Linked DNA regions of Mus musculus: regions 1, 2, 3, 5 and 6 are each linked to region 4. Evidence: chromatin loops called from intact Hi-C (ENCODE). Cell type or tissue: heart. All regions are shown on one strand.

Region 1 (4,000 bases), 110 kb before region 4:
TGCCAGGTGGTGGTGGCGGCACACACCTTTAATCCCACTCAGGAGGGGGGGGCACTGGATCTTTGAGTTTGAACCCCTACTGCTTTACTTGGTGAGTTCCAGGACAGCCAGAACTATGTGAGAAATCCTGTCTCCTAAAACCAATAAACAAACAAACAAATATTAAAAATTAGTGTGTCTGGGAGTCAGAGCAGCAGCAACTATTTTCTGGAAAGAGGTATGAATGACAGAACTCCAAGGAATGATAGAAATGTATGTAAATTAGAAAGAGAAAGAGAGAGAAGTTGAAGAAGAAGAGGGAAGAAGGAAAGAAAGAGGAGAGGAAGGAAGAAAAGGGGGGACAGAGGAGGGAGAAAATAGAAAAGTCCCGGTCTGGTTCCCAGGTGTGGCACTGTCACGTATGGACATTACTTTCTCATAGGTGGTTTTTGGAATCAACCAGGCGAATGCACGGAAATCTCGTAGCTCAAGAGCCTGACAAATACTGTAAACGTAGTAAAAAAAAAAAAAAATAACCCTTGCTCTTGGTCCCTTATCCACCATCTTCTCTTTTAAGAACTGGATCCCAGGGCTTGGGGTGTGGCTCAGCTGGTAGGAGGTTTGGTTAACTTGTAGGAAGTCGTCAGTTCTATCCCTAGCACAGCACACACTGGCTGTGGTGGTGCACACAGGCAATTCCAGCACTCAAGAGGTAGATATACAAGGAGCAGAAGTTCAAGGCCATCCTTGGTGCATAGAGTCTGAATCCAGCTTAGCCTACATAAGACCATGCCTCAGAAACAAAACAAAACAGACAGCAAACAAATAAGGACTGACATGTGAAGCTTTGTCCACCCCCCACCCAGCCCCCAAAAAGACCCAGTTCCCACCTCTGGGCTAAGCCAGAGCCCCAGGCAGAACTCTGAAGCCCTATAGCACTCACCCTCACAGTACCCACAAGGCTCAGTGACTAGAAAGTTTCATCGAATTCTGAACAGGAAGCAGCAGTGGCAGCTGATAATCTGTGACCTGAATATAGCTATCCATTATCTCACTGTGGTTTCTTGTTTCCCTGACAGAGGAAACGCCCACGACTTTCTTGAAGTTATTCTAAACACTCAGTTCCTTGTTCGGCTCTGGCAGGATAATGTTTCCCCTGGGTGCCCCGGTGTTTTGAGCTGCAGCCTCCCTGCCAGCCTGAGGCTCAAGCTCAGCGGTCAACCTGTGGGGCCAACTGTCCCCTCCACGGAGGAGACAGTGACAGGAACAGATCAAAAATAGGCCATCAGTATCTGCAGCTATTGGAAGAAAAAAACAAAAAAACAAAACAAAACAAAACAAAAAAAAAAAAACCAAAGCAAAAAACCCCTCAGACATAGAGCATCCACTTCTTGTTCCTCTTGAGGAAGGCAGCAGGCAGAGCTGCCATGTGAGGAGGGTGTGTACCACTGGCTTCTCATCACAACTAGTTCCTGAGTCACACGCCACCCTGAGTTTACTCTTCTGTGATTCTCTTCCCTTAAAAGAGGCAGATCTGCTCTCCTGGGGTATGTTCAGTTTCCAAATGAGGAGCAGAGACAAGCTCAAGACTCAGGATAAACAGAATTGTCCCGTTAACTCAAGTTCTTACGAAGCCCAATAGTCCAACATGGGCATGGTGGTACAAGCCTTTAATCCTAGCACTTGAGAGGCAGAGGCATTCAGATCATTATCCTGCCAGATAATGAGTTTGAGGCCAGCCTGATTTGCATAGTGAGTTCGAGGCCAGTGAGGGCTATACAGTGAGACTCTTGCAAAATAAATGTATAAACAAAGAAATAACCCACCCTCGGTGTTCAGGAGACTCGGCTAAACTACAAGGCAGGCAAAGTTTGTCTCTGGCTTCTCTTCTTCCAGGACATACTCTACCCCACCCTCCATCAAAGCTTTTTGGTTTTATTTCAAGATGGGGTCTTGCTATGGAGCTCAGGCTGGCTTCAAATGTTTGATCTTCTCCCGGAGCCTCTCCTGCGCTGGCTTACTGGTGAGATCATCGCATCTGGTTCTACCAAAGCATTTGTGGCAGTGCACCCCTTTACCTCTGTATCTGGGAGTCACTCGGTCTGTGGAACACACCCCTACTTTTGAAAAGGAAGTCTCAAGATAGTAATTCTGAAACAAAGGACCCCAGTTCTCATCACATGTGGGAGACTGTTCTCTGAACAGCAGGGCCTCTGGGCTCACTGGGACCCCCTGCTGGTTACCACGTTTGCAGTTAATGCTCTAAGCGTAGAGTCTGGCTTAAAAGGGTTTTTTGTTTTTTGTTTTTCTGAAGAGGTATAATCTGTAAATTAGTGTAGATAAAACTAGGGAACTTGTAACAGTAGTTGACTTGAAGGGCCAGGAAATTAAATATTGAAAAGCTGGTTTGAGCTGCCTGTAATCTCAGCAGCTGGGAGGTGAAAACACCCTTTCCTCTATGGGCTAGCCCAGGACTCGCTTCTATGGGCTAGCCCAGGACACATAAGACTCTGTATTTTTTTTTTAAAAATGAAAGAAAAAACAGGAGGAAAAAAAGCAAAGCGGAACAAAACAACAAAACACAACGCCACACCACACCAAATCAGAAAAGCTGTTTTTACATGCTGCAGAGCTGAAAGCAAGAAGATCCACCAGGAAGGTCAGAGCAGTAAAGGATCGATCGCTCAGGGATTCGGAGGCTGACAGTAAATAATACGCAGCCGGCAGGGATGGCACCAGACTTCCGAAGACCGGGCTCTGCAAACAGCCAGGCTGGCCTTCAGTAGTCATTAGACTGCTTCGGCTGATCAGGAAGCATACACGAGAAGCAGGAGATGGCTTAGGCGTAGAGCACTGGCTTACCTGGGTTTGATTCCCAATGCTCACCTGGTGGCTCCCAATTGTCTTGAATTTCAGTTCCAATGCCCTCTTCTGGCCTCTACAGGCACCGGGTGGGCACAAATGTGGTGCACAGGCAAAATATCCACACACATAAAATATAATAATAATAATAATAGTCTTAAGAAGTTTAAAAAATGAATACATGCTAAGTTGACAATGGTCCTTGCTAGAGGTGAGATTATTTCTAAAACGCATTTTGTCCTCTTTCTTTCTTCTTCCACCCTTCCTCCTCCTTTCTTTCTTTAAAATACATTTATTTTGTTGTTTTTAAAATTATGTATATGTATGTAACTCTGTGTGTGAATATATGCACATGAGTGTATGTGCCCATAGAAGCTAGAAACATCAGAACCCATGGAGCTTGAAGTATAGTCGATTGTGAGCCACTTAAATTGGGTGCTGGGAACTGAACTCTGGTCTCTGGAAGAGCAGTATATACTTTTAGGCACTGAGCCATCTTTCCCGCCCTGTCTTTCTTTCTTTTATTTTCTTTCTTTCATTTTGTAGGCCAGGTAGTGTAGTATTTACATGTGACCCAGTCTGGCCTCTAGCTCTTGGCAACCTCCTGTCTCAGTCTCCCAGTGCGAGGTTTACTGGTATAAGCCTCCTTACCTATCCGGTTTTCCTCTTAGTGCTTGACCCTAGTTGGCTTTAATCAGGAAATCAGAACTGCTGGGAACAGTAGTGGGGCCAGCTCTCCAGCGCTCATGCCCTCGGGGCTGGCTCACCTTTGCCTCTACCACCAGGGTCAGCTCCACTATGCTGCCCGGGAGAGGTGCAGGGTTGACTCTCCAGAGTGCTGCAGCCAGTGAGAGGCAGGGCCAACTCTCCAACATGCCACAGCCACTGAGGGGTGGAACCAGCTCTGCACAGCCCTTGGACATCTATGTGGTCCCAGGAGACTGGCCAGACCAGGGCATTCGCATGATCTTTAGTGGTAATATGAGCCACAGAAATTGATACAGCCCCCTGTTGCTGCAGGGCCATAGACCCAGACATGGCCTTCAGCAGTAGGACAGGCTGGGACTTCATCATGGCCTCAGGGGGTGGGGCTGGCCACTCTCTCTCCACAGGCTATTCCTCTCCACCCTCACATCTCTAGCTCCACCTTCCTTCAGGA
Region 2 (4,000 bases), 64 kb before region 4:
GTCTCAAGCAGCCCAGGCTGTCATCAAACTTGCTAGGTAGCCGAGGAGGACCTTGAACTTCTTCTAATCCTCTTGCCTCCAACTCCTGGGTGACAGACAAAATTATAGGTGTGTATGAACACCATGTCCTTGTTTTGTGATGCTAGAGGCTGACCTAAAGCTTTGTGTATGGTAGGCAAGTACTAAAGCTTTGTGCATGGTAGGCGAGTGCTCTTTACCAACTGAGCTCATCCCCACCTCAAGAGAAAGTTCAAGACTTGGTAACCACAGAGCAGAAACGGGGGTATGTACTGCTAGACACACAGAACTTTAGAGCTGGGTAAGACAACATGTGGCTTGGCCTTCTGCAAAATGTGACATCCTGAGAAACATTTTTCTTTGACTTGAGGATCTTTCATTTGAAGGCATTAATGAATGTGTTTCCTCTCAGAATGAGGAAGCTTGGGCAAGAGAACTTGAGGTTAGGAAAACATGCAGATGTCTTAAATGTGGTGAGGGGATTGGGCAATTTGGCCCTACTTACAGACTTGTTAAAAAGTATCCACTTTTGAATTTTCATTTCACTTTTTTTTTTTTTTTGAGATGGGGGTCTTGTCATGTTGCTCAGACTGGCTTGGAACTCCTTCCTCAAATGATCCTCCTAACCCTGCCTCTGGAGTGCTGTTGTAACTACAAATAGATGCTCATCACAACCACAAAAGGACTACCCCTCCAGGATGGCCTCAAACTTTCTTTGTAGTGGAGTATGACCTTGAACCCCTGATCCACTTCCCTAGTGCTGCTGGTATACGGGCCCACTCTATCAAGGCTGATTTTGCGTAGTGCTGGGAATCAAACCTAGGGCTTCTTACATTCTAGGCAAACATTTTAGCAACGGAACCAGACCTAAGTAGATTTGCAAAAATGGGATACCAGTCGCTAAAACAGAAGGTGGCAGACAGACTTCTACTCACCAAAAGCGAAAGATTAGCAGGTAAATTTCATTAAGTCTCTAGTTCTACGGAAACGTTCCTATTTATTTAGAAAACACGTATTTGCAAGTGAACGTGTACACGGAGGTCTAGAAAGTGCCACACCAAACTTAACTGTGACTATCCGAGGGCAGATAGTACAAATCAATGGGTACTCATGTTTCTCGGTGTGTTTTTGTTGTCTGGATCTTTTTACTTCCTCGTGAATTACTGGGAGGTGACGGAACAGTGTTCTGACTGCGTCCGGTGACGGTAAAGGGGAGCACCCTGCGGGGAGACCGGGGGAAGCCGAGGTCCCCTCTCTCTGGCGCTGCCTGAGGTGAGGATATCCCGCCCTACTGAGGTGATCCTGCGGAGGGGCGGAGCTCCGCCACTCTGAGGCGGGAGGCGGCTCCTGGGGGCGGGGCCAGTCCAGTGCAGTCGCTCGCTCCGCTCCCACTATGCCCTTATAAGGAGCGCCCCGCGAGAGGGTTCGGGAATCCGGTCGCAATCCCTGCGGCGCAGCCCCAATCCCAGGCCCCTCCCTTGGGAATGGGGGCGGGGCGGGACCTTAGCGGCTCTGCCTTGGGGGCGGAGCTTATCGAAGTAAGACCAATAGGAGCCACAGTCCGGCTCTGAGTTGCGTTACCATTGGGCGCGGCGACGTGAGAGGGCGGGGCGCCTGTGGGGCTAGTTACGCCGAGGGAAGCCCGGACTCTAGTCGCCGCTCCGAGTCAGTCACTCGCCGCCGGCTCCCGGCCCTACGGATCCCAGTTTTCTGTTGCCCGCGGTACGCCGCCCCGCTAGCCGCCGCGATGCCGGTGTTTCACACGCGTACGATCGAGAGCATCCTGGAGCCGGTGGCGCAGCAGATCTCGCACCTGGTGATTATGCACGAGGAGGGCGAGGTGGACGGCAAAGCCATTCCTGACCTCACCGCGCCCGTAGCCGCCGTGCAGGCGGCCGTCAGCAACCTCGTCCGGGTGAGCGCGCCGGGCCTGGGACGGGAGCGCGGGCGGGAGAAGTCCCCAGGGTCCCGGTCCGCCTCGCTGCTTGCATTCGCAGGCGCTTGGAGCGTCGGGTGGACTCCAGGGCAGGTGCCGTGGTTTCGAATGCCGATTTCTCTGGGCTGTGACCTTGAGCAAGCCACTGAGCCTGTCGGGGACCTCAGTTTCCTCATCTATAAAATGGGACACTTGTGTGAGAAATCCTGCCTTGGGGCTGTGCTGTGAAGAGTCAGCGAGCTTTTAGTTGTGAAGTGCCTAGGGTGTGTGTGCCCGTAGTAGGCGCCCAAGAAATGGTCGTTAGGTTGTCTCACGGTCCCTCCCCTGGGCAGGCTCGCGTCACTTGCGTTGAGTACCTTGCTCTTAGCTCCTTTTTAGGCCTCTCCTCTCCAACCTGTGGGTGGTTTCTCTTATGGTCTCCCTGCCCTAACTTCCAAGGATTCTTATTTGCACCGGGCTGCTCGCCTTTCTAATACTTCTGTCCCCTGAGACCCACCTGCCCAACCCTCCCCTGGGATCCTGGTGTCTGTCGCTTCTACCCAACTGCTTGGCTTCTTCCTCTCTCTGTCGCCGCCTCCTTTCCTTCGGGGCATTTTGCTCACACCTCCGGGGACTCTTAGCACCTTTAGACAGTAATTCATAACCAGGAGCCCTGCTTGCCCTCTGCCTGACCCCATGGCCGTCATTTTATTCCTTCCATGAAGCTGTCTATCCATCTTTACTGCTGTCAAATGGCTTTCTTTCACTGGGGCCTTTCCAGATTTGGGGGGCCTCCTCCTCTGCCCCTCCTTCTGGCAGGAAGCAAGATGGAGCTGCTGTGAGAGGCCTGTGGAATCTGGGATCTGCAGCCCCTGCCTGAGGGGAAGGCTAGGGCGTTCTTTGCCAGTCCACACTTTTCTGCCTGCCCCTAGCTATTTATCGATCTTTGTAGCCCACTTCTGAAATGGGAAAAGAGATAGAGAGACTAGTCTCGTAACTGTACCCTGGCTAATGTCACACTTGCTCCAGGCTGGGTGTGACTCAGACTGCTGTTCCCTGTGAAGAACAACTCAGGAAAAAGTTCATACTGCTTTCCGAACCAAGCTGTGTAAATGGTGTGTCAGGGTAGTTGATAGGTAACTGTCTGTCGGGTGGGGCTTGTGTTATTTATCGGATTATAGGACTTTAACGCATGAAATGACTTCCTGGGTCTTCAGGGGCCTGGGACTGTCTCAGGCATTTTAGGAGACCTGTGGCAGCAAGTAGGAGGGGGAGGGGGAGGGGAGAGGAGGGAGGGAGAGAAGGGAGGGCGGAACTAGGGACTGAAATTTCTGTTCTTCTGTACTGATTAAGTAAGAAACTATTGAGTAGGAGCAGTGTACTCATTCAGACTGTCTATCTTGTTCTTGTTCTCTTTGTAGCTAATTTTAATCTTAGACCCCAGAGTACATTCTTATGTAGTGTTGTCTGACATGGCTGCATTCCAGGCCTCTGGTTTTTCAACAAATGGGAAACAATGTAAAGAGACAAGGTAATGGTGTCCCTCCATGTAGCACTTGAGGATAGGAAATCTTAAACCCACATGTTGCACTTGGAACACAGCTGGTGTAGTCAAGGGCTTGGTTGATATCTGGTTAGGCTATTTAGAGAGAAGTCATTTATGAGCTCCCAGGCCATGAATTAGTAAGCACTGAATGTGTGCTGTATAAAGAGCATTGGAATGAATTAGTGGCCCTCAGGGTGTGCATGAGAATCACCAATGGGGCTTTGTAGATAGGACTGTTTCCAGTTCCCATCCCAGACTTACTGAAGGATCTCCAGGAGTAAAGGTTTTCTGTTTTTTAAAGTAGCTCCATAGGTGGTTATGATGGTCATAGTTAGGAGACATACAAAAGAAACAAGGGCAGATATAAGATGGAAAAAAAATACATGTAGTTGCATACTTCCTAACTATAAAAGGTATTTAAAGTTGAATCCGTGGAGGGGATTGGGCTGATAAATAGTCATAAACAAAGGTGCTACCAGGTTTCACTAAGTAGATTGTCTTGATTGCAGGTTAAAGAAATC
Region 3 (4,000 bases), 190 kb before region 4:
TTTGTTGAATGGATGACCTATTATTCCGATAGGGTCTGCTTATCTTGCTGGTGGTATGATTTGACTGATCTCCCCGCCCCCGCCCCCCATCTAAGAACAGAGAACACAGAGATCCTGCCTCCCTCCACAGTGAGGAAGCGAGGCTCCTTTATGAAAGCGCAGTGACTCTGTTGTCCACTAGGGGACGCTTTATGCCCGATTTTAGAGAGCCAGCAGGCCTGCAGACTTCACACTCAGCTGACCTCCACTTAAGAGGAGTCATTTACAAAGCCACTTTCTCCTAGGTTCCATGACCCAGAGATCCTCTATGGATGTCTCCAGCTTTGATTTCTTCCGCTCAGATTCTTGAATCTGGAATGGGGTACAGAACCAAAGTTGCCAATAGCAGCCAGAGTGTACTGGCAACTTCTAGTCTCCCCTCCGTCAAGCAAAAAAGTACCAAATCTCTATCATGGATCTACCGACACATACACTGTGCCATGCAGTGTGCTAGACTCTGAGACTAGCTTGTGACCAATCCAAACTCTCTCTGCACCCCCCCCCCCCGTCCCCCAACCCCTGTCGCAGCTCACAGGCTCTAACCCGGAACGCATGCAACCCTCTAATTACCACATCGTGAGATAAGCTGCTGACGTGATTTCTATTCCACAGTTGCTTCTCACTGGGTCTCATTTCACTGTGGATTATTTTATGGGACATAAGGCTTTAGAGAAACAAAATAAAATCCAGAGGCAAAGAAAAGTATTTGCCCACAGTTGGAAAAATCAGTGTCGAGTATCTGCAGTTCTGGAGGTAAAAGGATTCCCAGGTCTCCCTGCAGTCGGAGGGATTGTAATGAACATCGGAGATGAGAGGCACCAGGCCGTCTCCGTGTAGCTTCCCTGTTCTCTTTTCTTCAAATGGGTTGGGTGATTTTCTTGGAAAGGAAGGACATTTTCGAGATGTTGGGGTGTAGTCCAGTCTGACTGGTTTCTTTACTTTTTTTCTCTTTATTTTTTATTCATTATTATTTTGTACTGCAGTACTGGTGTTTGAGCCCAGGGCCACATACATGCAAGGCAAGCATCCTACCACAGAGATATGCTCCTAACCTCTGCTCCCTCCGGCCTTTCTTGCTCCTTCTCTCAGATTATCTGTCAACCTATGGAACTCTGAGGCATGCATGCTCTTTCACCCAGAAGCCGGAGGTCAAGGAAATCAGGGCAGAGCTGGGGAGATGAGGTGAACACGAACTCAAAAGCCGATTGCTACAGTTACTGATAAGGACAGATGTCTGGGGGCTGAAAGGTACTTCCTTCCTTCTTTCTTTCCTTCCTTCCTTCCTTCCTCCCTCCCTCCCTCCCTCCCTCCCTCCCTCCCTCCCACCCTTTCTTTTTCCTTCCTTCCTTGCGGAGTCTTCCAAGATGAACCTTCCAAGATGAACTTAACCTGCCGTGGTTTCTCTGAAACGGGTATTCTCAAGGAGGTAAAGGAGGGTAAAAATCTCCCCCTGCTTAGTGGTCACTCTTCTGAGCATGGACAAGGGACTCTGAGGACCACGTGCTCAACATTCCTGAGAAGTACCTCTGAGTCAGAGCTCCAGAAACAGCTGAGGCAGCTTCGGGCTGGAGTCTTGGCTCTCTGTCCTCTCTTTCTGTCCAAAAGCAACTCTCTCACTAGCTATTTGGATGTGACCAGAAGCCCAAGCAAAGACCTGAGGTAGAAGCGTGGCTCAGCCAAAGTCTATAAAATGGATTGGGTCTCTGCATCCCCTCTAGAGTGCAGCTGTATGGTAAAGGCATGCCTGCATCCAGGGACATCTGTAGTGGGAAGTCCAAGGGGTAGGTGGAAACCAACCCAGTGCCCACAGGTCCTAACTCCCAAAGTAGCTATTGTTGGGCTGCCTCTGGGAAGGGGGTCATAATTAAGATTTGGCTTGAGTTAAGACAGCATCATTCCCTGGGAAATCTGCCAGCGTCTCCTCACTGCCTGGGCGTGGGGCCCGGGACATGCCAGGGCAATACCAGAGAGCTGACTCAGAGGGGGAAAGGCATGGAGGGGAACAGAAAAACCCTTCCTATCCATCAGCCACGAGAAGAGGCAAGGCACACTGTGAGAGCCCTGTCCTGCCAGACCAGACCACCGACAAGCTCTTTGTTGGGTCCACTCTTAAGAACAAAGTCTCATGAAACTCCATATTGCTTGAGGTCACCAGCAGACAGCAAGAGCCTGGCCCTATTCTCTAAGTTCCCATTTTCCTGCAAAGATGGCACTGCTCTAGGCCACTCAGTGATTCAGGCCTGTTCGTACCACTTTTAAAAGACTGTAACCTTGGGCAAGTCACTTACTCTGATGAGACTAAGATTCTTCATTTTTCAGATGGATGAACAATAACTGCCTGCCTCATAGGGCTGCAGCAAGGATCCCATGAGATAATGTCTACAAAAGCACCCTGTGTCGTTATAAAGCACATTTCCAATAAGGTATCGTTATTGACATGATTGACCCTGACACAGGGATTGTAGCCTCTGAACCCTGAACCATGGAGTCCTCTTTGATTTTTTTTTTTTTTTTCTTTTTCAAGATGCTCTGAAGCAAGTGTTGAAATCCCAGTTCAGTCCTGGGTTCAGAAGCCTTGGCCAAGGCAGCTTCTTGGTGCTGCCATGCCCAAGGGCCGCTCCGAGCTGCTATCCCCAACTCCAGCTTTGCTAAACTGGTTCTTTCTCTTTAGTCAGACTCCGGCAGCCAGTGTGCCTGCAGTGATGACAAAGGAACCTAAATAGCGCACGCTCTGCAAACACTGCGGGCTTGGGCAGAGTGCGTGGCCTGTTACCCATAGGCCTGCCTGTCACCCATAGGCCTGTCTGGGCACCCCAGGCAGGTGCAGCCCTGCACCCTCAGGGTCTTGTCTGCCTTGCCTTTTGCAGTTCTAGGATGACAATATCTCCTGTCAGCACTATGGGTGGCGAACTGGATGACTACCTAGAAAGCTGTTTGGCTAAAAGCACCACTGAAGGGAGATTACTGTCCCTTCTACCAGCCTGGTCCCCTTGCTCCCTTGGGCCCCCTCTTTGTGCCAAGAGGCCAAGTTAGCCTTGCTAAGAGCATGGGGAGCTGCTGCCGTGGCCTTGTTGGAAGCGCTGGCACGCGTACCAGGAAAGTGTAATTCTGAGGACCCAGCAGCCAGCTGGTCCTGGCATGTCACGGTGGCTACAGAACCAGTTTGGCATGTAGCTATTTGGGTGCCTCCCTGTGGGTCATTGTGCCTGAGATTTCCCAAGGGACTTCGTATGACTTACTTAGGGAGGAATGGTGTCTGCTGTGGCTAGATTGATAGAAAAAAGTCTGCAGCTGGGGCTATAGGAAGGAACCACCATTCTGGTGGCAGATGACTTCACTTTGAGTTCTGCTCTCAGTCCCCTTATTCCAGCAGGCATTTCCAGGCAGCGTGAGTCTTATCCTCAGGACATTCTCACCCAAAAATTACCCCCGGTACACATGGTGCACATGGTACACATGATACATATGGTGCACATGATATACATGGTACACATGATATACATGGTACATATGGTGCACATGGTGCGCATGGTACACATGATACATATGGTGCACATGATATACATGGTACATGTGGTATACATGGTGCACATGATATACATGGTACACATGATATACATGGTACATATGGTGCACATGGTACACATGATATACATGGTACACATGGTGCACATGGTGCACATGATATACATGGTGCACATGATACATATGATATACATGGTACACATGATATACATGGTACACGTGATATACATGGTACATGTGGTGCACATGGTGCGCATGTTCCTTCCTGGGAGTAGGGGCAGTGCTGTAAGAAAGACTGATTTAGTTTAGATCAGAATCCTGACTGATGGCCCCTTCCTTCCTTCCTTCCTTCCTTCCTTCCTTCCTTCCTTCCTTCCTTCCTTCCTTCCTCCCTCCCTCCCTCCCCTTCCCTCCCTTTTTCTCCTTCTCCTTCTCC
Region 4 (4,000 bases):
ACAGGTGTGCTGTGATACATTGTCACCCACTCACATACACAAATATAATATAGAAGAATATAACAGCAGCAGCAGCAGCAACAACAACAACAAAAACCAACCTAGAAACTAACAACAACAACAACAACAACAACAACAACAACAAAACCAACCTTGAAACTAACTGCAATTCCCAGGTTTAAAAATGCAGCTTCAGGACTGGAGTGGCTCAGTGGGTCAGAACATTGTCTACTCTTTCTGAAGACCCCTGTTCAGTTCCTAGCACCCACGTGGCAGTTCAGCACCGCCTGTAACTCCAGTGCCAGGGGATCTGATGCCCTCTTCTGGCCTCCATAAGCACCAGACATGCACACAGTGCACAAACATACGTGCAAGGAAAACATCCAAATAACATTTAAAAAAATTGCAGCTTCATTTCATATTTGCCCTTGGTTCAGAGTTGGGGAAACAAGCATCTGCTAATTTTAATTTCCTGGTGTTGTCAGAGCTGCTCAGAAGAAAATTACCCTCTTCCTGAGAATCACAGTTTCTCTTCATGGTGAAGGGGCTGTTGAGTTTACTAGAGAAAAAAGAAATGATTTTTGAGGATGCTGATTAGCGCAAAGCTTGTTTTTGCATTGTGTTTCAAACCGTTTTGGGACACGTTGGAGAATCAAAGCAGCCATTTCTGCTAGCGCAGATTGTAAGTCTGAGCTCTGGAGCTTCTCTTCTGAGAAGCATTAGGCGGAACCCATACTGACGAGGTGAAGATGTGCTGACTGGTGCCGAAAGTTTGTGCCATATTTGCCAACTTTCTTTGGAAGAAAAGAAAAAGAAATTGAGTTTCATGTGATATAAAATAAGAGGTTGGATTCAGCAAGCTTAAGGTCAGATGGTCCCAAGTCGTTGTTTCTTAAGTTGTAAGATAAAGTTACATTGCACCTTGAGATTCACTGAAGTAACTGAAGGGAAACTGGCTAAGATAGCATCTACCCTGTAGGAAACTGGACTGAAGTTACCTTCCTAACTAGTAGCCATTACTGCTAGATTAGTGCTAAAATCTGTCTGACTTTCTGAAAATATGTTCTATTCTTTGGAATTTAGATTTTGAAATGTAGGTGTCTATTAGTTTTCTCACCAAAATTAAAAGTATCACAGAGGTGTTTATTAACAGAATTTTAAATTTTACATTGACACAATTTCTTTTTTCCAAGGTAGGCACATATTTTTTCAAGAAAAAGCTTATGTTATTATAAACAAATATATATGTAGGCAAATTGTAAAATCTTATAAGTTATGGTAGGTAAATACTGAAAGCTATCCAGTTTTTTGAGGTTAGGAGTTACCTGAGAGTCTATCCATTTAGGCCTTTCTCATTTGAAATTCAGCTCTGGGAGCAAATCTTGTTGTATAAATTATTGTACAACAAAGCAACAAAGTAGAAGAAAGAAACAGATTTAAGCAATATTATTAAGTGTACTTATGAGTGGACTTTGGACTAGATTTTCCTGATGTTGCCTAACATTGGTAGCTGTCATAATTCATGTAACTTAGTAACTTTTCACCCTACCCTACCACCCAGCGGGAGTGCACTTTTTTTGTTGCTGTGGCTGAGAATAAAGTTAGGATGAGAGCACACTCTCTATCTTTTTAGATGAAAGAAAAGGGGGGTCCTAAAGCAGCGTCCATCATTTGAGTAGACATTTCAGAAGCATCAGGGTTCAGCTGCTGCTGAGTTTTCAGCCTGTTCTTTTTGTGTTATAGTGATGACTCTGACTTGGAAGTAGGGATGTGCTCAGTGCCCCCTTGTGGAAGCTTGATGGTACAACCCTGGTAGGACTGGAAATAAGAAAGTTTAGGAATAAGGGCATGCGAAGAATTTTAGAAGTTAACATTATGCTTTGATGGATTGACTCTCTGGGAGTCAGTTCTCTAGTGCAAAAAAAGGAGACAGAATGTTTTTTAAGATGTTAAGTAGAGATGGCCAGACTAGGGCCAGATGTAGCACATACCTTTAATCCTAGAAGTTGAGGCAGAAGCAGATCACTGGAAAGCCAGCCTGGTCTGTGTGATGAGTTCCAGGGAACTAGGGCTACACAGTTATACCCTTGGAGGTGGGAGAATGGGGGCAGAGGTGTAGAGACAGAGACAGAGACAGAGAGAGAGACAGAGAGAGAGAGAGAGAGAGAGAGAGAGAGAGAGAGAGAGAGAAGAGGAGGGGAGGAGAGGGGAGGGGAGGGGAGAAGAAGAAGGAGGAGGAGGAAGAGGAGGAGGAAGAAGAGAAAGAGGAAGAGAGGGAGAGAGAGACTGTATAATCTCCCAGTTCTAAAGATTGGCACATGGATATTTGTTTCACTGTTATTTTTTATGTATTATAAATTAAGCTGGGAGTCATGGCACATACCTTTTTTAATCAGACAATTTTATGTTAACAGACCAGCCTGGTTGACATAGCAAATTTTGTCTAGCCAGAGCTACATAAAGAGACCCTGTCTCAAAAAAATTTTTTTTTCTCTTATTTGGTTGTTTTCTAGTGACATCCTAGCAGATTCTGTGTTAGTTTTATGCTTATCATCCTGAGTCCTGGTTATAAGCAATACATTGAGATCCATTTGTTAGGGTGGGGGGGGGGAAATCTAAGGACGAGGAGTGAAGAACAGCAGGGAAGGCCAGCAGTGCGCTTCCTTCTTGTAAAACTTTTTGTGGTTTATTTTGAGAACTAAAACAAAATGGTTACATTAATACTATTTATTTTTTCCAATGAGTAACTCTTTAAGTTTTTTGATTTATTTAATATAGTGAAATACCATCTGGTGTTTGTGCGTGTGCATTTTAAAATAAGAGATAAAAGGACTGTGCTTTGTGGCACCACATACTAATAAGGCTTGCCTAGAGCAGGGAGGGCTCTGGCAAGGCTTCCACTTGATGTTGAGGCTCCACAAGTTTCCTACCGGATGGCGACCATTAGGAAAGCTGATAATGAAGTATGAGCAGCAGGGCTCCTTCCTGCTGGAGACATTAGGCATTTTTTTGGCTTGAGCAGTTTTTTAAGCTTTTTGCAATTTTAGCATTGAAGACACCAGGAGGCAGAATAGAATTAACTGAAGATTTGCATGCAAGATGTTGCATTTTGACAGACACAAGACTTGTGGTGTGGTGAGATTATTTAAGGCTGTTGTAGGACTACCTGAGCTGTTGTGTGTTAGTGCTGTAACTACTGCTCTGTAAAAATTAAGAGACCATGTTACAAAACACACAAGAACTGTGGCATTTCTCTTCCAAAGGACACTGAAGCCATGAAGAGAGCGCTGGCGTCCATAGACTCCAAATTGAACCAGGCCAAAGGTTGGCTCCGTGACCCCAATGCCTCCCCAGGTAACTCTGCAGTAAAAAACTCTGTTTTCTGAACAATAAACAGTTAAAATCAAATCAAATGAAGGAATGGGAGGAATCCTTCCATAATCTCACCATCCTGAGGTAACTGTGGCATCCTGCCATAGTTCTGAGAAATTGAAACATCCCTGGCCTTAAAGGATGAAGGCATAAAATCTCTCATTTCTCACCATGAATAAATAAACCAAGTTAAGCCGGTGTCTTTGAAAAGTTACTGCTTCGCCCATCCCCTGAAGCAGAAAGGTTATTATTTTGAATAAACACCCTTTTTTGCTAGTTCTGTTTGGAAGCTGGTGCCATTTATGTCAGCAAAGTACTTAGTTAAGTAGATTGTACAGTGATCTTAATGTAAGATATATAAAAGTTGAATATATAAAGATAAGACCCAACAAGGCTTTTGGCTTTTCTAATTTAATATTTATTCCACTTCAGATTGTTTGAGCAAATGTGAAAAGCCTAATGGAAGTTGGAGGTCCTAAGTCCTGTTGAATTATGAGACTACTTTTCATCAGCCACATACTTATGGCCACTGCATATCTCCAAGCAGATATGGTACAACATATCTTCCTTCACAGGGCCTGTGGTTAAGCCTCGCCTTATGTCTATGGGGCAGTGTGTGGCTGTCAGG
Region 5 (4,000 bases), 100 kb before region 4:
GTGTGTTTGTGTACCGAGGAGCAGGAGAGACAGGTTTTCTGGTCCCAGACTAGCGCCTGGCCTGGCCTTCCTTCATGTGCTACATTTGCTCTGCTTGCTTAACTATGTCTCACGACCAAGCAGGGAAATACCACTGCTCCCAAGGTCCCCTTATCAGTTGTTAGTGATACTCCAACCTCTGAAGCTAGACTAGCTCAGATGGCAGAAGACCCTGGGAACTTCAGAAGTGCTACTCAGTCGGGGGTCCTACTGCAGTTACTTCACTTGCCAGACTCCCAGAATTCTTGCAAATTGTAATGGCCTGTATCTTCAAAATTTCTCCCATCATCAGCATCCAAGAGAAAGGAAAAATTCTAAATACAGTGAGGTTTTTAAGTGGCCATCTTGGGATAGCAATAGAAGCATCCTTTTTGTTCTCCATTGTGAAGCGCCACACTGCATTGAAGCAGGTGGTTATTTTGTGTCGATACTGTCTGGAATGGGGAAAGAACTCACAGTAATCAGTATTGACATGAGAGCTGAGCCTATGAAGCACACAAGAACTTGCCCCCGACAATATTCCTGGAGAGGATTTACCGAGTGCCTACTGTGCTTGAAAGACACATCCAGCAAGACACTTAAGACACTTGTAAGGCCAGCTGAGCCGGTCTCAACTAAGTGCAGTTCCCTCAGATATAAAGTTTACCATATAAAAAACTTGCAAATAAATAAAGCATCACATACAAAAATTAACCAGACCCAAAGTCAAAACAACGTAATGGACCTACACTCAGAGCTGACATTTGAGCTGCCGGAGGGGGTATGCCTTTAATCCCAGCACTCCGGAGGCAGAGGAGTTAAAGACTAGCCTGGTACACAGCCAGGGCTACCATAGTAAGACCATGTCTGTCTCCAAATAACACAGAATAAAATAATGAAGTAGAAAAAGAGAGAGAACTGACATTCAAAATGGAAGGTCTGTAGCTTCACATTAAAATTTATATTTTCTGTATTTAATATATTTTATGCAGTTGTCCACTGCCAACACCAAAAAAAATCCGCAACGGAACTATAACTAGAAAAGCAGTCATCGTTAACATGAGAAACACAATACTAGTGGTCAGCTTGGAGTTGTGGGTGGGATTGTCATGTCTGTCTTGTACTCTTCCAGGTAGCAAATGTAACGAAGTGTGAGTTCCCTTCAAATCTCAGCTTTGCTCTGCTCTCCCTATGTGCCTGGGCAGTGACCGCACCTTTTTATGGACTTTGCTTTCCTCACCTATAAATGAGGTTGTGTGATAGCATACCTACTTCATCACAGGGATGCTGTAAAGTTTGAACGAGCGGATGTGTATTAAGTACTTTAGAACAGTGTCATATGCAAAGAAACGCCTCAAAAGCTAGCTGTTGTTACAGTCCTATCTATATAGTTTGCTCTTTTTTATTTATTTATTTATTTATTTATTATATGTAAGTACACTGTAGCTGTCTTCAGACACACCAGAAGAGGGAGTCAGATCTTGTTACGGATGGTTGTGAGCCACCATGTGGTTGCTGGGATTTGAACTCTGGACCTTTGGAAGAGCAGTCAGGTGCTCTTACCCACTGAGCCATCTCACCAGCCCAGTTTGCTCTTTCAATGAACATACGTTAAAACTAAATATTCTTAAGGAAGCTTTTGCAAGGTAGACGCTCTAACATTCACAACATTCTCCTGCTGGTGGGCAGGAGAGCGATTCAGCACTAGGGGTTGGGTGCAAGTGGGCTGTGAGTCTTCTTTGTCTTTTAGCTGAGAGCTCTGGAATCCAGGGCTGTTACTTCAGGACAGCTCTCTTTTCCAGAGAATGCTAGGGCATAAATGGTTTCTTCCATGACCTGGGATAGGGGTGACCCAAAGAGCGCAGGACAAGGCTCATATCATCCCGTCTCTGGTTCCAACCTGCTGGCTGAGTGCTGGATGCATTGCTGGATGAGGGTTTTTACAGGTTAGTCCTGTAGTTTCTGATTCTTCACTTCCAGTATTATCACTTCTGTGACGTCATCTGGATAGCTCTAGAAAAATGATATGGTCACTTGGAGTGTCAGCCTCCATCCTCTTTCTTGTGGTTGTTTCTTCTCCTTTAAGTGGTTGATGGCTCTGCCCCTCCTTGCCTGGCACTCTCTACACACTGTGGGTTTTGCCTTTTGTCATACTGAGCATGCCTCCTGCAACTGTGGCTGGGGCACACATTCTCCCATATTTGGGAGTAAGCCGGAGACTCAACAGCATGTGGGTTTCTGTTTAAAATTCCAAAGTCAGCGGGGCGTACATTATCCATTTCCTCAAATCCAACGTGCTGTAAAGCATGAGTCAGAGTCAGTGGGATAAACTTCTTCCCAGGGGAAGTTGTGTCAGATGGTTAGGAAATGTAATTAAACAGGGAGAACGGTGCCTGGCATTAGCTGCGAATTAATGTAGACGCAAGCAGAACTCCATCTTGAGTTTACACTATTCTGGCCAAGATGATGCAGCTTCCCCCAGACCCGAGAAGGCGTCTGACCTTTATACAAGCTGGGGAACATGGACAACCTGTCCATCAACCCTGTCCTTCTCCCAAATTTATATTGGGACCTTTAAAGGGGAAGCATATGTTTTGATTATTTTTAAGTACTTTTGAGACTCAGGTATACTCAGACTTAAGTGTTTTTGTAGCCTAGTTGATAAAGTACTTGTCTAGCTTGCGCATAGCTCCGGGTTCAATCCCTATCACTGCCTAAAATGGGTCATGATGGTGCACACCCATAACCACAGCATTCAAAAGGCGTAGGCAGGAGCACCAGAAATTGAAGGTTATTCTCAGGAACACAGAGAATTTGAAGACAGCATAGGTCTGTCTTCAGGAGACAGACCCTGACTCAAAAGCAAACAAAAAGGCATTCTTTGTGAGGATGTTTACATGAGCTGTTTATCTGATTTAATACACTATTCCTGGGGTGAGGCAAGATTGAGGATAAAGCAAGGCTTGGATAAGATTTTAAGAGCACCTCAGAAAGTGTTGGGCTTTTCTATGCTCTGCATACCAATGTGACCTTTAGGAAGTAGCTTCCGGAAGGCATGTATAGCCCAGGGTGACTGAGACTTACTGTGTCTCCACAGCTGGTCCATAGCTCATAAGCCTTCTGCTTCTACCTTGCAGTTGCAGGGGTCACAGGCATGTGTTCCAAGCCCCACTCACATCACTATACCATGCTGCTCCCGGACACCTTTGTAGGCGTGGACACACAGGTTGACCTCTTCAGTCCACTCTGCAAATGCTTTCTGTGTCCCATCTTTTAGAAGTAAGTATAGCCAGCCCGTTTTGGCACACCTCTTTAATCAGGCACTCCTGAGGCAGAGGCAGGGGGAATCTCTCTGAGTTGGAGGCCTGCCTGGTCTACAGAGTGGGTCTGAAAATCCAAACTAAAAAAGAAAGCAAGAAAGCAAGGAAGGAAGGAAGGAGGGAAGGAGGGAGGGAGGAAAAAAAAGAAAAGAAAAGGAAGAAAGGAAAGAAAGAGAGATAAAGAAAAATCTAAACAATCAATAAGCAAATCGTATATAATTTTTTTCTGAGTTGCTAGGGTCTGATCTCCTACTTCTGAGCTAAGCTCCCAAAATATAATTTCTGGAAGCAAACACTTGGAGTTCCCAGTCTCACTGCCTCTGCCTCAGGCATGCTGGGATCGCAAATCTGTTCTGTACATCATACCTGGCTTCTAGATTTCTTTAACTCCGACACAGGTATTAAACTTCGCTATGCCTGAGAGTCGGAGTTTCCTGCTCATTAGAACACGCTCTGTAGTTAAAGGAGATGGGGATTCAGGAACATCCTTTCACGTCCTCTTCCCACGCCACCTTCCTCTTTGAAGCAAAGTAGTTGGAAAGAGATTTTGTTGGTGTTTTGTTTTGTTTTGTTTTGTTTTGTTTTGTTTTGTTTTGTTTTGTTTTGAATGTTTCTCTGTTTTGGTTATTGCCAGTGCCAAATGTAGGTCAAGACATCTTGTT
Region 6 (4,000 bases), 120 kb before region 4:
CCAGGTCAGGGTGTCCTCTCTCTGTGTGTCCTGATGCTTAAAGAAAAAATATTGTTATTGTTATTATTTATTAGTTATTTATTTTGGGCTTTTCAAGACAGGGTTTTTCTGTGTACCTGTGGCTGTCCTGGAACTCACTCTGTAGAACTCAGAGATCTACCTTCCTCTGCCTCCCAAGTGCTGCTATTAAAGACATGAGGCACCACCGCCTGTTTTTATTGTTATTGTGTGTGTGTGTGTGTGTGTGTGTATGTGTGTGTGTGTGTATTTGGGGATATGTGCACGTCAATGCGGGAGCCTCTGGAGATGGAGTTACAGCAGGAGGTTGTGAGCTGCTGGGACCTGAAGTAGGGTCCTCTGGAAGAATAGCAAGAACTAGTAATTGCTGAGCCATCTCTCCAGCTCTCAATCTGTTCTTTTAAGCAGCTAAGATGATTTTCCAAGTCTGTCATAATGGATGCCTTTAGTCCCAGCTACTCTGGAGACTGGGGTGAGAGAGTCACTGAGGTCTAAGAGTTTGAGACCAACCTGTACAATATAGGAAGAGTCTTAAGAAGCAAAATCCAACCCAAGCCAACAAAACAGAGTTATTTTCTTACGATGACAGGTAATTTCGAATCCTCTTCTTTCCTCTCCCTCATTGCACAGTTGATATACCGTGTCATAGTGGCCTAGGCCATAAGATATGGTAGTGAAGAATGAGAAATTCATTAGTAGGGCCATTTGACAATTGGCCTTTAAATAGAGGATAATTAGACCATATATGTGTGAGGTCGAGCCTGGATCACAGAGCTCCACTAAGCTGTACTCAGAGGGGTCAACAGAAGATACTACACATCCTAACCCTGGCCCCATTATCAGCACTATATTGTGCTACAATTTTATAATATTTTCATACAACTTATATAAGTTGCCCTACTATGTTATAAAACAACATATGTGGAGAGACACTCAAATATACATGTAACTATGTAGGTGTAGTATGTGTTTGTGTTACAACTTTAATTTGCTAAGTCATAACAATTAAAATATACTACAACTTTAATATTTTTGCATTTATTTATTTATGTGGGGGAGAGGTTGTATAGGTACATGCATAGAGGTTACAGGACAATTCGCAAGACTCAGTTCTCTCTACTGTGTGGATCTCTGGAGATCAATCTCAGGCCATCAGGTATGGTGGAAAGACGATCCCCCAGTCATCTTCGCTCACCTAATTTTAGTAATCTTTTTTGGTACTTAACAAATGTATCCTGAGCCTTAAATATTAAGATATATATGTGTGTGTGTATATATATGTGTGTGTATATATATATATGTGTGTGTGTGTATATATATATATATGTGTGTGTGTGTGTGTGTATGTGATGTGTACTATATACTAAATACTACAATACTATATATTATAAATTACACATTGTATAATATATACTTTATTTAAATTATAGTATAAATTATATTAATATAGATTAATGTAATACAATTAGTCTGGCCTTGTTTTCTTCTCTGATAAGGGTAAGGGGAGCTTCAAGGAGGAGACCAGAGTGTCTGGCCTAGCTGGACACTTGGGTCAAGATCACCTAAAGTTTGGTATGTTCTGCCTGCTGCTGGGCCCTGTTTTTCAGTTTCTCCCAACGCTGGCTTCATCTACGTCACGCTGGCGCCCTCTCCTGGGTGAAATATGACAGTGGATAGGAAAGTGCTCACGCTGCTGGCTGGAAAAGGAGAAACTTCGTGGAATGGCTTTTGGGCACTGTGATGGGACCCTGGGTGGAAAGAGACTTGGAGAAGGGACCTATTTAATTCAAAGCTATGTATGCCACGCTTGGGGTTTAGGAAGTTGTTCTGAGATCGGCAATGAGGGTCCAGACTATTGAGAGAAATGCTTTACTGTTAGAAATTCAAGATTCATTTCTTTCCCTTCTGCTTCCTGACTCCTTCTGATGACTGTGAAGTACCTGGCATCCAGGAGCAGAACAGCCATCCTCCTCCGTGCAGTGAGATGGGTTGTGAATTCTCAGGAGGAGGGGAGGAGGAATTCTTGCTGAGGCCACCTGGCCAAGGCTGAGCTCTCTTGCCTTTTAGTAAATAAACAACATTGTTTGGAGGGTGCAGGGGTCTTAGCCGTTTAGTAAAAGTACGTCTTCACTGCGAATGTGGGGGTTATCTCTGTGGGGTACACAATAGGATTTAGGCCTCCCAGTCCTTCTCCTCAACATATTGGTGAGCAAGTGAGTCCCAGTGAGCTTCTGAGATAAAAATAACACAGGGAGCCCGTGGCTTAGTGCAGCTGCTGTGGCGGGTGCTTTGACCGAAGCTGGTATCAAGTTATTGGGGAAAGAGATAGGTCTTTGAAGGCTGATATCACCAAGGCAGAAGTTTTAGTCATTACAAGCAAAACAGTTTGTACTGGCACAGCTTGCTTTGCCCTTCACCCCAACCTCCTCCAACATTACAATTCCTTTCATTATTGAAAATGGAAGCTCTAAACTGCGCAACAAGCAGTTCTTTTTCTAGTCTAGAGCTTGCAGAGTCCTAAACACGGTTTAGTTTTATACAGTCAAAGAGCACTAGTGTGTGAAGCTCTGGGACCTTAAGGTTACCCAGTTTGGGAATAACGTGGATACCAACTTGCTAGTCTTGTTTGCCTACTCTGCCTCCCTTCCTCCCTCCCTCTCTCCTTCCCTCCCTCCCTTCTTTCATTCCTTCTTCCTTAGTGTTGCTCTGAGCCTGTCAGCAATGGTGGCAGAACTAACCTCTAAGGTCCATGAAACAAATTGCAAAGCTCCTGAAAGCATACCTTCCTCTGCCCATGTGCCTAAATTATCCCTAGAGGATTGATGCCACAAGCCCTTGCTTGGTTTTGGATCCAATAGGAGTGTGGCCACTTTATTGATGGATAAGAAAGAGAAAAGGCAGAGCGGCAATAAATAAATAAACAAACGAACAAACAAATAAATAAATAAGCAAACAAAAGTATCTTTAGGAAGCAGTGTATGTCTAAGAATTAGGTCCGCTTTGACTGATGAACAAAGTGGATTTATTTGAAAAATAAATTCGGACTCATTATCAGATAAGTAGTAGAAAATTGTTCCTGAGGCACTAGGGAACAAACTTAAGACCGAATGAATTCTGGGCAAGCATTCTATCAATATAGGGTGAATTGGTTAATACATGCTATAGATCCTGAATACTGGTGTATGTGTGTGTGTGTGTGTGTGTGTGTGTGTGTGTGTGTGTGTGTGTGTGCAGGTGTGTGAAGGTATGTGAAGGTGTGTGCAGAGGCCACAGTCCAACTTCAGTATCACTCCTCAGCATCACCTCTGAGACAGTCTCCCATTGGAGCCTGAGACTTCCTGACTGAGGTAGACTGGCTACCCAGTGAGTTTCCAGGATCTTCCTGTCTCTGTCTACTCAGCATTGGGATTCCAAATGCTCATCACTAGGCCTGGTCTTTTGTCTAACTGGAGAGCAGGTCCTCCTGCTTGTACAACAGGCATGCCAATGACTGAACTATCTCCCAATATGCAGAAGAGGACTTAAATCAAATATATAGCTTAATTCATTATAGGACAAAACCACACATCTTTAAAAAAAATAAATCTTGGGCTGGAGAGATGGCTCAGCGGTTAAGAACACTGACTGCTTTTCCAGAGGTCCTGAGTTCAAATCCCAGCAACCACATGGTGGCTCACAACCATCTGTAATGAGATCTGGCGCCTTCTTCTGGTGTGTCTGAAGACAGCTACAGTGTACTTATATATAGTAAATAAATAAATCTTAAAAAAAAATCTTTGCAGCATCTCCAAAAATCCCATCAGATATCTGTGCCACACCATGAGCACCACTCCTCCCACGAAGTACCCCTCTCTGGATGGTTTTTGTTTTTGTTTTTGTTTTTGTTTGTTTTTTTGAGACAGGGTTTCTCTGTGTTGCTCTGTCTGTCCAGGAACTTGCTTTGTAGACCAGGATGGTCTTGAACTCACATAGATCACCTACC

Evidence for each region. Peaks named below come from ENCODE experiments on the same cell type or tissue, not always from the same donor. Only the 100,000 strongest peaks of a DNase experiment are listed, where the experiment ranks them.
Region 1: it touches region 4 in a loop (3-fold over the local background); 17 of 42 quality-filtered maps call a loop at or near these places.
Region 2: a loop joins it to region 4, with 4 times the contacts of the local background. A loop is called at or near these places in 13 of 42 quality-filtered maps.
Region 3: it touches region 4 in a loop (8-fold over the local background); 14 of 42 quality-filtered maps call a loop at or near these places.
Region 5: a loop joins it to region 4, with 2.9 times the contacts of the local background. A loop is called at or near these places in 13 of 42 quality-filtered maps.
Region 6: it touches region 4 in a loop (4-fold over the local background); 15 of 42 quality-filtered maps call a loop at or near these places.

The regions. Positions count from the first base shown.
Region 1 is chr14:20,884,276-20,888,275 of GRCm38, forward strand. No RefSeq gene overlaps it. Among named protein-coding and RNA genes, the nearest start is that of Gm30212, 2.2 kb to the right of the region's middle. In heart, a CTCF peak has its summit at 2,225 (motif pointing left); DNase peaks (open chromatin) are centred at 1,046 and 1,426; H3K4me3 peaks cover 419 bases; H3K27ac peaks cover 2,482 bases.
Region 2 is chr14:20,927,756-20,931,755 of GRCm38, forward strand. Vcl (vinculin) reads left to right here and starts at 1,643. Exons shown (of 21, transcript NM_009502.5): 1 at 1,643-1,933. The coding sequence starts at 1,766. In heart, no CTCF peak of the experiment used is centred here; DNase peaks (open chromatin) are centred at 1,516, 2,396, 2,926 and 3,096; H3K4me3 peaks cover 3,403 bases; H3K27ac peaks cover 3,039 bases.
Region 3 is chr14:20,803,557-20,807,556 of GRCm38, forward strand. No RefSeq gene overlaps it. Among named protein-coding and RNA genes, the nearest start is that of Gm30108, 11 kb to the left of the region's middle. In heart, a CTCF peak has its summit at 186 (motif pointing right); DNase peaks (open chromatin) are centred at 195, 1,635, 1,945 and 3,015; H3K27ac peaks cover 253 bases.
Region 4 is chr14:20,991,749-20,995,748 of GRCm38, forward strand. It overlaps Vcl (vinculin), which reads left to right. Exons shown (of 21, transcript NM_009502.5): 7 at 3,264-3,354. Among named protein-coding and RNA genes, the nearest start is that of Ap3m1, 59 kb to the right of the region's middle. In heart, CTCF peaks have their summits at 336 (motif pointing left), 1,795 (motif pointing left) and 2,990; a DNase peak (open chromatin) is centred at 1,743.
Region 5 is chr14:20,889,870-20,893,869 of GRCm38, forward strand. Gm30212 (a long non-coding RNA gene) reads left to right here. Exons shown (of 3, transcript XR_874392.1): 2 at 3,156-3,297. Among named protein-coding and RNA genes, the nearest start is that of Gm30212, 3.4 kb to the left of the region's middle. In heart, no CTCF peak of the experiment used is centred here; a DNase peak (open chromatin) is centred at 2,312; H3K27ac peaks cover 1,188 bases.
Region 6 is chr14:20,871,852-20,875,851 of GRCm38, forward strand. No RefSeq gene overlaps it. Among named protein-coding and RNA genes, the nearest start is that of Gm30212, 15 kb to the right of the region's middle. In heart, a CTCF peak has its summit at 1,672 (motif pointing left); a DNase peak (open chromatin) is centred at 1,660; H3K4me3 peaks cover 841 bases; H3K27ac peaks cover 541 bases.